2 separate regions of the Homo sapiens genome follow, and region 1 is linked to region 2. Evidence: chromatin contacts called from ENCODE Hi-C or POLR2A ChIA-PET data. All regions are on one chromosome and are shown on one strand. Each heading gives the region's core, a stretch centred on a gene start or an enhancer-like site at or near the end of the contact. The rest is flanking DNA. Distances are from core to core; before and after follow the strand shown. Region 1 overlaps LOC101928391 (a long non-coding RNA gene). Region 2 holds the start of TENT5B (terminal nucleotidyltransferase 5B).

What was found. Hi-C counts contacts between places; a loop is a spot of excess contacts on that map. ChIA-PET counts read pairs that join two places held with the same protein, here RNA polymerase II (POLR2A). Pooled maps may share reads with other maps.
Region 1: POLR2A ChIA-PET joins it to region 2 with 11 read pairs in H1. The contact joins the enhancer-like site here to the promoter of TENT5B in region 2. A Hi-C loop is called at or near these places in 4 of 168 maps with a recorded cell type or tissue (mammary epithelial cell, ovary, posterior vena cava and 1 more) and 1 of 50 pooled maps. POLR2A ChIA-PET finds 5 or more read pairs at or near these places in 8 of 52 experiments (H1, HEK293T, MCF 10A and 3 more).

The regions. Positions count from the first base shown.
Region 1 is chr1:27,055,055-27,060,066 of GRCh38, reverse strand. LOC101928391 (a long non-coding RNA gene) reads right to left here. Exons shown (of 8, transcript XR_007065559.1): 6 at 1,545-1,669; 7 at 1-53. Among named protein-coding and RNA genes, the nearest start is that of TENT5B, 45 kb to the right of the region's middle. RefSeq lists silencers at 715-1,009, 1,735-2,029. Within about 2 kb of position 1,991, at least 3 of the 41 ENCODE cell types and tissues checked have a DNase peak (open chromatin) inside an H3K27ac peak, as active enhancers do.
Region 2 is chr1:27,009,554-27,014,986 of GRCh38, reverse strand. It overlaps TENT5B (terminal nucleotidyltransferase 5B), which reads left to right and starts at 2,137. Exons shown (of 2, transcript NM_052943.4): 1 at 2,137-2,580. The coding sequence starts at 2,317. RefSeq lists enhancers at 1,583-2,237, 2,238-2,891.

The sequences.
Region 1 (5,012 bases), core at 742-3,241, 45 kb before region 2:
GGCTCTGTTCCCGTAGACTGGTGGTTCTCAGGTTCCAGGAGAGTCAGAATCACCTGAGGGTTTAAAAAAAAAAACAATTTCCAGGCCGGGCACGGTGGCTCATGCTTGTAATCCCCGCACTTTGGGAGGCCAAGGCAGGCGGATCACCTGAGGTCAGGAGTTTGAGACTAGCTTGGCCAACATGGCGAAACCCTGTCTCTACTAAAAATACAAAAATTAGCCGGGCATGGGGGTGGGTGCCTGTAATCCCAGCTACTCCGGAGGCTGAGGCAGGAGAATTGCTTGAACCTGGGAGGCGGAGTTTGCAGTGAGCCGAGATCGCACCACTGCACTCCAGCCTGGGCGACAGAGCGAGACTCTGTCTCAAAAAAAAAAAAAAAAAAAAAAAAGAATCCCAGCGTGGAAGAGGGGAAAAGATGTAACCCAGCCTGCAAATGCGGGCTCCTCCCTAGAGACTGGCATAAGGTGAGTGCCAGCCCAGACGTGGCCATCACTGTAGCTACACAAAGCCTCCAAGGTTTCTGCCAGCTCTGGGGGCTCATGTGCTCATGGCTGCTGTCCTGCTTCTGCTGATTCCTTGCAGCTGTCGCCTTTACTTCTGTCCTGGAGTTGACCCAAATGAGGGGCAAGAACTGCAGGACATTTTCCCCTGCTCCCAGAGCAACTGCGGGTATAAGGCTGTTGGGCTGTCGTGTGAGGGGGATTTTCCTAAAGACACAGCACACAGGGAGAATAACAGAAGTCACCTTCCTGAGGCTGCCCCGCACTTGGGTTCTGAGGACCTTCGCTCCCTCCCCTCCTTCTCTTCTCCTCCCTCCTGTCTCCCCTGCGGCAACCTGAACTACTCGGCTCTCTCCCCGCTCCTCCTCCTCCTCTGCAACTCAGCTCTAGTCCTGCCTGAGGCCGAACCCTTGAACAGGAGGCCAGGGCTGGAAAGTTGTGGAAATGCCCCTGTGGGGAGCCCTGCCAAGGATGCTGAGGCTGAGCCCCAGCCTGGGGGAGGGGGTGTCCTGATCTGAGCAGACCCTGAGGGCAGACAGAAGGCAGCCAAGGTCTAGAGCTGGTGCCTCTAACCACCTCTACCCCAGAGGCTGTGGGATGCTTGGGAGCCAGGATAGGGCCGGGCTTTGGGTCTACACTACCTTGGTCCTGAGATGGAGTCTAGGAACATTGGTGGGGGTGCCAAGCATTCTGTAGAGGTAGGATGGGGTGGGTCCCTCTCACTTCTTCAGCCCTCAAGATTGCATACAACAGGCTCCTAAGAAATCACTGAGGCTGGCTGGCACGGTGGCTCACAGGTGGCTGAGGCAGGAGAATCACTTGAACCCGGCAGGCAGAGGTTGCAGTGAGCCAAGACCGCGCCACTGCACTCCAGCCTGGGTGACAGAGCGAGACTCCGTCTCAAAAAAAAAAAAAGAAAAAAAGAAAAAAAGAAATCCCTGAGGCTTTTAAGCCTCGGAGGGAGAGCCTGCTGACTCCTTGAGGTGTACAGAGGCACCAGTTTTTAGGAGGACAGAATCTTTCTAAGGCAGTTTGATTTTTACCTTCTCAGGTGCAGGAAAAGTGACTGTTTCCTTCTCTGTGAATTTCCCATGGACTAAGGGACTCCCGACAGGGGGAGGGCCCTCTTGGCAGTCAGCTTATTCTGAAATTTGAATTTCCAATGCACCTGGAGGAATCCAGAGGGGAAAGGTTGTTATTTATAACCAAAGCTTCCTTCTAAGGAAAGTAGATCCTGCTGCATTAACTAAAAGGCCCTTTTGTTCTTAAAAGGCCCTTACTGGGTTTGGCTTGGCAGCCTGGTTTGGGAAGAGCAGGAGGGGCTAGGGAGAGCTGAAATGCAGGGTCTCCTGTGTGAGAATTGGAAGCCCCTGGGGCATCGAGGTGTCTGTCACGCAGGGGCTGAAGAAGGGAGGCGGGTAGATGGGCATGGGCGCCAGCAGATGGGAGCAGCAGCCCTGTGCGGGCGGGGCTGGAGGATGCCTGAGAAACCAGCTTGTAAGAGCAGAGACGTCCCAGTGCCACTTTCAGTCGTGTGCTGAGCCACTCTATAACTCTTCCAGGGACCCACAAATCTTAGTGAAATTCTGCTTACAGAGCAGTCTGGTATCCACGGTTTCTTGGGAGAAGAAACGGGCTGCATCCTACATTTGAGTCAATTCCAGGGCAGAAATAAAGGGAACAGCTGCTAGAATTCAGCAGAAGCCGGAAATCAGAGGCACACAATTGTAAGCCTGAGAAATTGCAGAAGCCTTGTGGAAAGTAAGGGATGGGGTCTGAGCCAACCTTATTTCAATCCCAGTGGGCTGGCGGACCCCAGCTACCAACCATGGGTTCTGCCTAGGGGCAGATATTTGCCCCCCCGCTTCCTTGCTAAAAGAAGCTTGTTTTGTTCTGGTGGGAGGACAATGTACTAATTACCCCCAGGTGGATGGTGACTGGGATATTTACATTTGATCCACTCCCCTCTGCTGGTAATTGGGTTGGGGAGAACCATGGGACCCTGTTCTGGCCAATGAGATAAGAGGGGGAGGCTGCTGGGGGCTTCTGGGAGGAATTTTCCTCCTCTTACAAAAAGAGATGTTTTAGGAGGACCCCTGTCCAAGCCTCCCTTCCTGAGATGCTGCCCGTGGCAAATGCAGCCACACAAAAGTGCAGGCTCCAGGGTCAAACCATCTGGGCTAAAAGCATGGCTCTGCCTCCGATTGGCTGTGTTGTCTTAAGCAGATTACTTGACCTTTCTGTACCTCGTGTTCCTCCTCTGCAAAATGAAAATAATTGGACTTTCTTCTCAGGGTGCTGTGAAAATCAAATGAGTGAATACACCTAAAATGCCCAGACAGTTCTAGCACATGATAAGTACTCAATATATAACAGCTGTTATTTAGTTGCTCTCTGTGGATATGATGCTTGGAGCCACGGTAGTCATCTTTCAACCATGAGGGCCTTGACTCAAAAATGGTCTACCCCAAGATATCTTAAGATAAAAGTCCTGTGGGGTTTTTTTGTTGTGTTTTTTTTTTTTTTTTTTTTTTTTTGAGACACTCTCACTCCATTGCAGAGGCTGGAGGCTGGACTGTAGTGGTGTGATCATGGCTCACTGCAGCCTTGACCTCCCAGGCTCAGACGATCCTCCTGCCTCAGCCTCCTGAGTAGCTGGGACCACAGGCACATACCACCGCACCTGGCTCATTTAAAAAAATTATTCGGAGAAGGCCGGGCACAGTGGCTCACGCCTGTAATCCCAGCACTTTGGGAGGCTGAGGCGGGCAGATCACGAGTTCAGGAGTTCAAGACCAGCCTGGCCAACATGAGGAAACCCCATCTCTACTAAAAATACAAAAATTAGCCAGGCGTGGTGGTATGTGCCTGTAGTCCCAGCTACTTGGGAGGCTGAGGCAGAAGAATCACTTGAACCCGGGAGGTGGAGGTTGCAGTGAGCCGAGATCGCACCACTGCGCTCCAGCCTGGGCAACAGAGCAAGCCTCTGTCTCCAAAAAAAAAAAAAAAAAAAAAATTATTTGTAAAGATAGAGGTCTCCTCTTATGTTGGCTAAGCTAGGAAACTCCCAACTCTTTAGACAACTTTTAGCTTAGTATTCTGTTACTTGCAGCCTAAATCTCCCTAACCAATTCATAGATAAAAACTTGATACTTATGATTGTTTTATGATAAGAAATTAAACCACCTAATCCATGGGATACTCATATTTACTGAGAACACTGCTGAGAACCCTGGAGGCAGATTACACAGCATTGACTGCTAGTCATCCTCAAATGCGTAGTTTCTCCTTCTCTCTTTAATAAATAGAATGGCCATATTTTAGCTGGGCACATGCTGCGTGGCTAGAAAGCACATTTCCCAGGCCGGGCCTGGTGGCTCACACCTGTAATCCCAGCACTTTGGGAGGCGGAGGCGGGTGGATCACTTGAGGTCAGGAGTTCAAGACTAGCCTGGCGAACATGATGAAACCCCGTCTCTACTAAAAATACAAAAAATTGGCCGGGTGTGGTGGCCAGTGCCTGTAATCCCAGCTACTTGGGAGGGTGAGGCAGGAGAATTGCTTAAACACAGGAGGCGGAGGTTGCAGTGAGCCGAGATCACGCCATTGCACTCCAGTCTGGGCGACGGAGCGAGCGAGACTCTTCATCTCAAAAAAAAGAAGAAGAAGAAGAAAGAAAGTACATTTCCCAGTTTCCCTTGCAACTAGGTGAAGCCATGGGCCCAAGCTTTAGCAAAGAAATATGAATCGAAGTGATACGTGCCAAAGGATTGGGTATTTTCCCACCTCACTCTTCTGTCTCTGTTTTTTTTTTTTTTGAAACAGGGTCTCACTCTGTCACCCAGGCTGGGGTGCAATGGTGTGATCACAGCTCACTGCAACCTCCACCTCCTGGACTCAAGCAATCCTCCTACCTCAGCCTCCGGAGTAGCTGGGACTAGAGGTGTGGGCCACCATACCCAGCTTATTTTATTTTATTTTATTTTTTTTGAGACGGAGTCTCACTCTGTCGCCCAGGCTGGAGTGCAGTGGTGCGATTTCGGCTCACTGCAACCTCCACCTCCCAGGTTCAAGCAATTCTCTGCCTCAGCCTCCAGAATAGCTGGTATTACAGGCCCCCACCACCACACCCAGCTAATTCTTGTATTTTTAGTAGAATCGGGGTTTCACCATCGTGGCCAGGCTAGTCTTGAACTTCTGCCCTCGTGATCTACCCGCCTCGGCCTCCCAAAGTGCTGGGATTACAGGCGTGAGCCACTGCGCCCAGCCGCCCAGCTTATTTTTTGTATTTTTAGTAGAGACGGGGTCTCACTATGTTGCCCAGACTGGCCTCAAATTCCTGAGCTCAAGTGATATGCCCACTTCTGTCTCCCAAGGTACTGGGATTACAGATGTGAGCCACCATGCCCAGCCAGAAGGGCCATTTTGAAGGTGGGCACAGTTGACCCACCAGACATGAAAACATGAAGACCTAACTCCGACCTCTTACATACAAGAAAACAAACAATCTT
Region 2 (5,433 bases), core at 888-3,387:
TTTGTATTTTTAGTAGAAATGGGGTTTCACCATGTTAGCCAGGCTGGTCTCAAACTCTTGACCTCAGGTGATCTGCCTGCCTCAGCCTCCCAAAGTGCTGGGATTACAGGCGTGAGCCACCGTGCCTGGTCAGGAGAACAATATTTAAGAAAAAAAATTGCAGCAATGAATCAGATAGACTCAATTTCTGAATTTTTGCTACAGCACATGTTTAAAATCAGAAAAAAAAATTAAAAGCAACAGGTGAGGTTGGGGAAAAATAAAAGTAATAACAGGCCAGGCACAGTAGTTGACACCTGTAATCCCTGCACTTCAGGAGGCTGAAGTGGGCAGATCACTTGAGCCCAGGAGTTCAAGACCAGCCTGGGCAACATGGCCAGACCCTTATCTCTACAAAAAAAAAAAAAAAAACAGAAAAATTAGCTGGGTGCTGTGGCGTGTGCCTGTAGTCCTAGCTACTCAGGAGGCTGGGATTGGGAGGATTGCTTGAGCCAGGGTGGTTGAGGCTGTGGTGAGCCATGATCATGACAGTCAACTCCAGTCCAGGCAACAGAGTGAGACCCTCTCTCAAAAAATAAATAAATAGATAAAAATAAAAAATAAAAGTAACGACAATCATAAGCCTCATCCCCTAGGTCCTGTAAAGTGTGAGAGCAAAACATGTAAACATATTTTTTTTAAATTATGTTTTGTCTAGACCTGCAGAAAAACATGTAAACACATTATTCGTTCTCTAGCTCCAGAAAGGAGCTGGGTCTGCATAGGTACAGTGGAAAAAACATGCACCACAGATTCTATAGCCCTGGTTGAGGACCAGGGCCTTACTAGTTTGCTGTGTGACAGTCGGGTAATCACAAAGCCTCTCTGAGCAGATCTCTCCTTCCCTAAATTGGCTATGCTGTACATCAACGCTCATCATGCTGTGGTTTGCGAGGCCAATCAACAGTGTCTTAGAAAGCCTTTACTTTAGGGCCGGGCACAGTGGCTCACGCCTGTAATCCCAGCACTTTGGGGGTCGAGGTGGGTGGATCACAAGGTCAGGAGTTCAAGACCAGCCTGGCCAATATGGTGAAACCCCCGTGTCTACTAAAAACACAAAAAAATTAGCCGGGCTTGGTGGCGCATGCCTGTAATCCCAGCTAATCGGGAGGCTGAGGCAGGAGAATTGCTTGAACCCGGGAGGCGGAGCTTGCGGTAAGCCAAGATCGCGCCACTACACTCCAGCCTGGGTGACAAAGCGAGACTCTGTCTCGAGAAAAAAAAAAAAAAAAAAAAAAAAAAAGGCCTTTACCTTGGTATGCAGAGTTTATTATTATTATTAATTTTTTTTTTTTTGAGGCGGAGTCTCGCTCTGTCGCCCAGGCTGGGGTGCAGTGGCGCAATCTCGGCTCACTGCAAGCTCCGCCTCCCGGGTTCACGCCATTCTCCTGCCTCAGCCTCCCGAGTAGCTGGGACTACAGGCGCCCGCCACACACCCGGCTAATTTTTTGTATTTTTAGTAAAGACGGGGTTTCACCGTGTTAGCCAGGATGGTCTCGATCTCCTGACCTTGTCATCCGCCCACCTCGGCCTCCCAAAGTGCTGGGATTACAGGCGTGAGCCACCGCGCCGGGCCCAGAGTTGTTTATTATACCTTTCCTAGGCTCTGGAAAACTGCCAGAGCATGAGCAGTGCTGTGCAGAGTTGATCACGTGGCTCAATCTCTTTGGGCTTCTGAAAATAGCAGGACAAGGCTAGGTGACTTCTCAATTTCTTCCAGCGCTAAAAAAAAAAAACAGAAACCTGGAATTTCTCAGTGGTCTGACTCTGCTACAAACTCCGCAGGTCACTTCCCTCCCTCCTGACCCTGGCGGGGCGGGGTGGGCGCTGTCCCTTTAAGTCCAGGCCCGGGCCAATCACAGTGAACAGAAGTTCTTTAAGGACCAAAGGAGGGAATTCAGCCTGAGAAGGAGGGCGGGGCAGGGGCGTGCCCTCTAGCCAATCGGAATCTCCCTAGAGAACAGTGACTCACGTGCAAAGCTCTACAGACCAGTGTCCGGAGCGTTCAGAGGCGGGGCGGCTCTCGCTGTTGGCAGCGGCCCGGACCAATGGGCACGTCGCCCGCGGCCTATAAGAGTCCGCTGGGCCGCGGGCTGCAGGCGCTAGGGTCGGTTAGTCGTCGCCGTCTGAGGTGTTCCCTGGCTTTGTCTCGCCGTCGTTGCCGCCCCGTCCCTGCCTTCGTGCCCCCCGCCTTGGCCCCTGCCCAGCCGCTCTCCCTGTCCTCCTCCCCTTAACCACCCCCACGGTTTCTGCCGTCGGGGCCCGGGGGCCGGGCGGATGATGCCGTCGGAGAGCGGAGCTGAGCGCAGGGACCGGGCGGCTGCTCAGGTGGGGACGGCTGCGGCCACGGCGGTGGCCACGGCAGCCCCGGCAGGCGGCGGCCCCGACCCGGAGGCCTTATCGGCCTTCCCCGGACGGCACCTGAGTGGGCTGAGCTGGCCACAGGTGAAGCGACTGGACGCTCTTCTGAGCGAGCCGATTCCCATTCACGGGCGCGGCAACTTCCCCACGCTGAGCGTGCAGCCCCGGCAGATCGTGCAGGTGAGAGGACGCCAGGCGGGGGATGTGGGGGAATCCCTTCTGAGGCTCTCGTGGCTGGAAGGCATTTGTAGTCTGTTTGACTTTCTAGACAGCTAGGGAAACTGAGGAACGGGGACATGGCTGTAACAATTGCACAGCATTATGAATGGTAGACCAGACCTCCCCCTGCATCTACTAATCCTTCCCCACCTGGCTTTTCCATCTCGACTCTTGGAGAACCCTGATTCCCCACGGATCACTCACCCAGGGCCTGGCTGGGAGAGGGGAGGAGGATGTCAAGGGCATTGGGGGAAGAATTTGTCTCTGCCTGCAAGGACAAAAGACGCCAGGTGGCCCTGGGTGGGTAAGTGTGCATGCTTGAGTCCAAAATAGCTTTTCCTTCCCTATCTGGGCATCCCTGGACCTCACCCTCCTTTCCTCTCTCGAGGTTCTAGGAGCAGCCTCTGCCATTGTGCTCCTACAGCCTTTTGCTGGAGAAACCCCCCCTTCCCCCTCCACCCCGTGGAAAAGCCAAGAAAACTTGTCAGGGACTCCCTCTCTCTCAGCTGGGGTTGTGGCCCAATATTTATTAAGCCGAAGGTCAGACCTGATACCCCACCCCCAAGGGCAACATTAAGTGACCAATTTAGGTGTTTCTTCTCCTTCCCAAGATTGGAAATGAAGGCCAACCCAGGCCTCAGGCCCCACGTCCTCTCTCTCCTGAGGAAAGGGAGAAGAGAATTCTGACAGCCCCTCCCTCCTCCAACTCTTCCCTTTATCTGAACCTCAACGACCCCAAGACTGCTTTTTCATCTGTACAGCCCAGACGCTGTCATGTTCTGAAATACCACAGTGTGGTCATTATTGTACCCATTTTATAGCTGGGGCAGTTTGCCACCCAAGATTACTTAATGAGGTGAAAATCAAACCTAGGGAATTTTGGGTCTTCCCAGGAGCAGATTACAGTAGGTTCAATGTTTTCCCACCCCTTCCCCGGCTCCCAAGGTCAACTTCTAGGTGTTAGGGAGGGTCCTTTGATAAAAGAAACCAAGAAACCCAGCGAGGACTCCTGTGCGTTCCTGCCAACTGATGGCTTCCTTTGGATGAAGTAGGCCTTTCCCCTGCCTCCTACTACCTTGGCTTCCCACAGAGGGGGAGGGTTGCCTGCTGGGGGATTACCTCCCCCACCCTCCCAAGGAACTAGGAACTGGAGGGGGCGGGGGCAGATTCTCCTTGGCTGACTCACACGCGGCCCAGTGGAGTTCGCCGAGGCATTCCTCGGCTGCTCGCTGTCACCTGGGTGATTAGGAAACCAGTCGAGGCTTTAATCCCCGGGACAGTCAAGTCATTCCTGGGGCCCCAGCTGCTGCACCTCCAGGATTGTGGCCCCAGGCATGGCAGGGAGGGGAAGGTGGAGCCCAGTGTGGCAGCCCCCCTCTGCAAGAACAAGGGATACCCTGGAAGGAGGAGAAGTCCTTGCCCTGTCAGTATGGCTCAGATTGCCTCTTGGTGTCTGCTCTGTGCCAAGCCCTGTTTAGGAAACCAAGGGCACAGATGTGACTAGGACTCAGCCTCCATCCCTTCAGGTGCTCCTAGCCAGATGGGGGAGACTCCAGGTCAATAGAAGCTAACTTTACAATGCAATGGTGGTGCCATGTCCTTCTAGACCTGGGTCAGAGATAGCACAGAACAGGGAGCTGTCGGCGATGGTGAGGAAGGGCAGCAGAGACTTCAGAGCTGGGCTGGGAAGTTGGACTTCTGGATTCAGGCCCTGGACTGTTTGTTGTCAATTCTCTTTGCTGGGCTCAGTGTCCCCATCTGTTCAACTGGGATGGATAGATTAGGCTGCTGCTCTCCAACACCCTCTCTGGTTCCAGACTCCAAAGGGGACAGGTGCCTTCACCTGGTCTGTACAGCTGCCTCCACAGCGAAGAAAGTTTCTTGGAAGAAATCCACAGCTGGCAGCTTCTAAAGCTGTTGGGATGTGTGCAGGGATGGGGGCGGGGAGAGGGGGAGGGTGGTGTCGGTTGTTGCCTTGGGGCTTTTCACTGCTGCTGAGTTGTCCTATGGCTCAAAAATTGGAACCTTTCTCCCTCTACCCCCCTGCAAGGCTTTGCCTGTAGTGGCAATCTGAGTGGCTAGAGATTCTGTTCTTGCTTGTACCTGTACTAAAGGGACTCACCCTACTGTAAGGAGCCTTCCCAGAGCTACAGGCAGGGAGGCCTTTTATTGGTTGTGTAACCTTGGACAAGTCCTTTGCCTTCTCTGGGCCCAGAGGATTGAACTAGACAATCTGATTTCTCCAGCTGCAGCCAGAGGGCCTGCATCAGGCGGCAGAGCATGTGAGTTTTGTAAGCCTGCTGGCTGACGGCGTCTGTCAGTCTCCCTGCAGGTCTCAGCAGCAGCCTGGAGCAGAGTGGTTGTGGGGAGGGCCTTGGCATGGGAGAAAGGAGGGTGCAGCCACTGCCCCCTCCATGGCTGGAAAGTCTGATTCAGGAGGCACCAAGCTGCCCTGCAGTACTTGGGTGTGGTGGTATCTGGTGACCGTCTGCCAAACTGGCTGTAGTCACACCTGGGAAGGAGACAACAGCGACTGGCTGGCTGACACAGCTGGCCCCATGGCCCTGACGCAGGGGATTTAACAAGAGTACTGCTACCTACTCACTAGGCCAGATGCCAAGCCCTGGGGTGGGCACCAGCCTGGGAGCAGGAGCTGGCACTGAGTAAGGCTCAGTCAGCCCTAATGGGATCTGAGGAAGGGGCTGGTCTTCTCTGCAGGTTTGGTAGGGTCCTTGGACCAAGGTCTTTGGCCCATGCAGGCACAGCTGCCAGCTGACAGGGTGTGGGTTAGAAGTCCCACAGGCTGGACTGCAG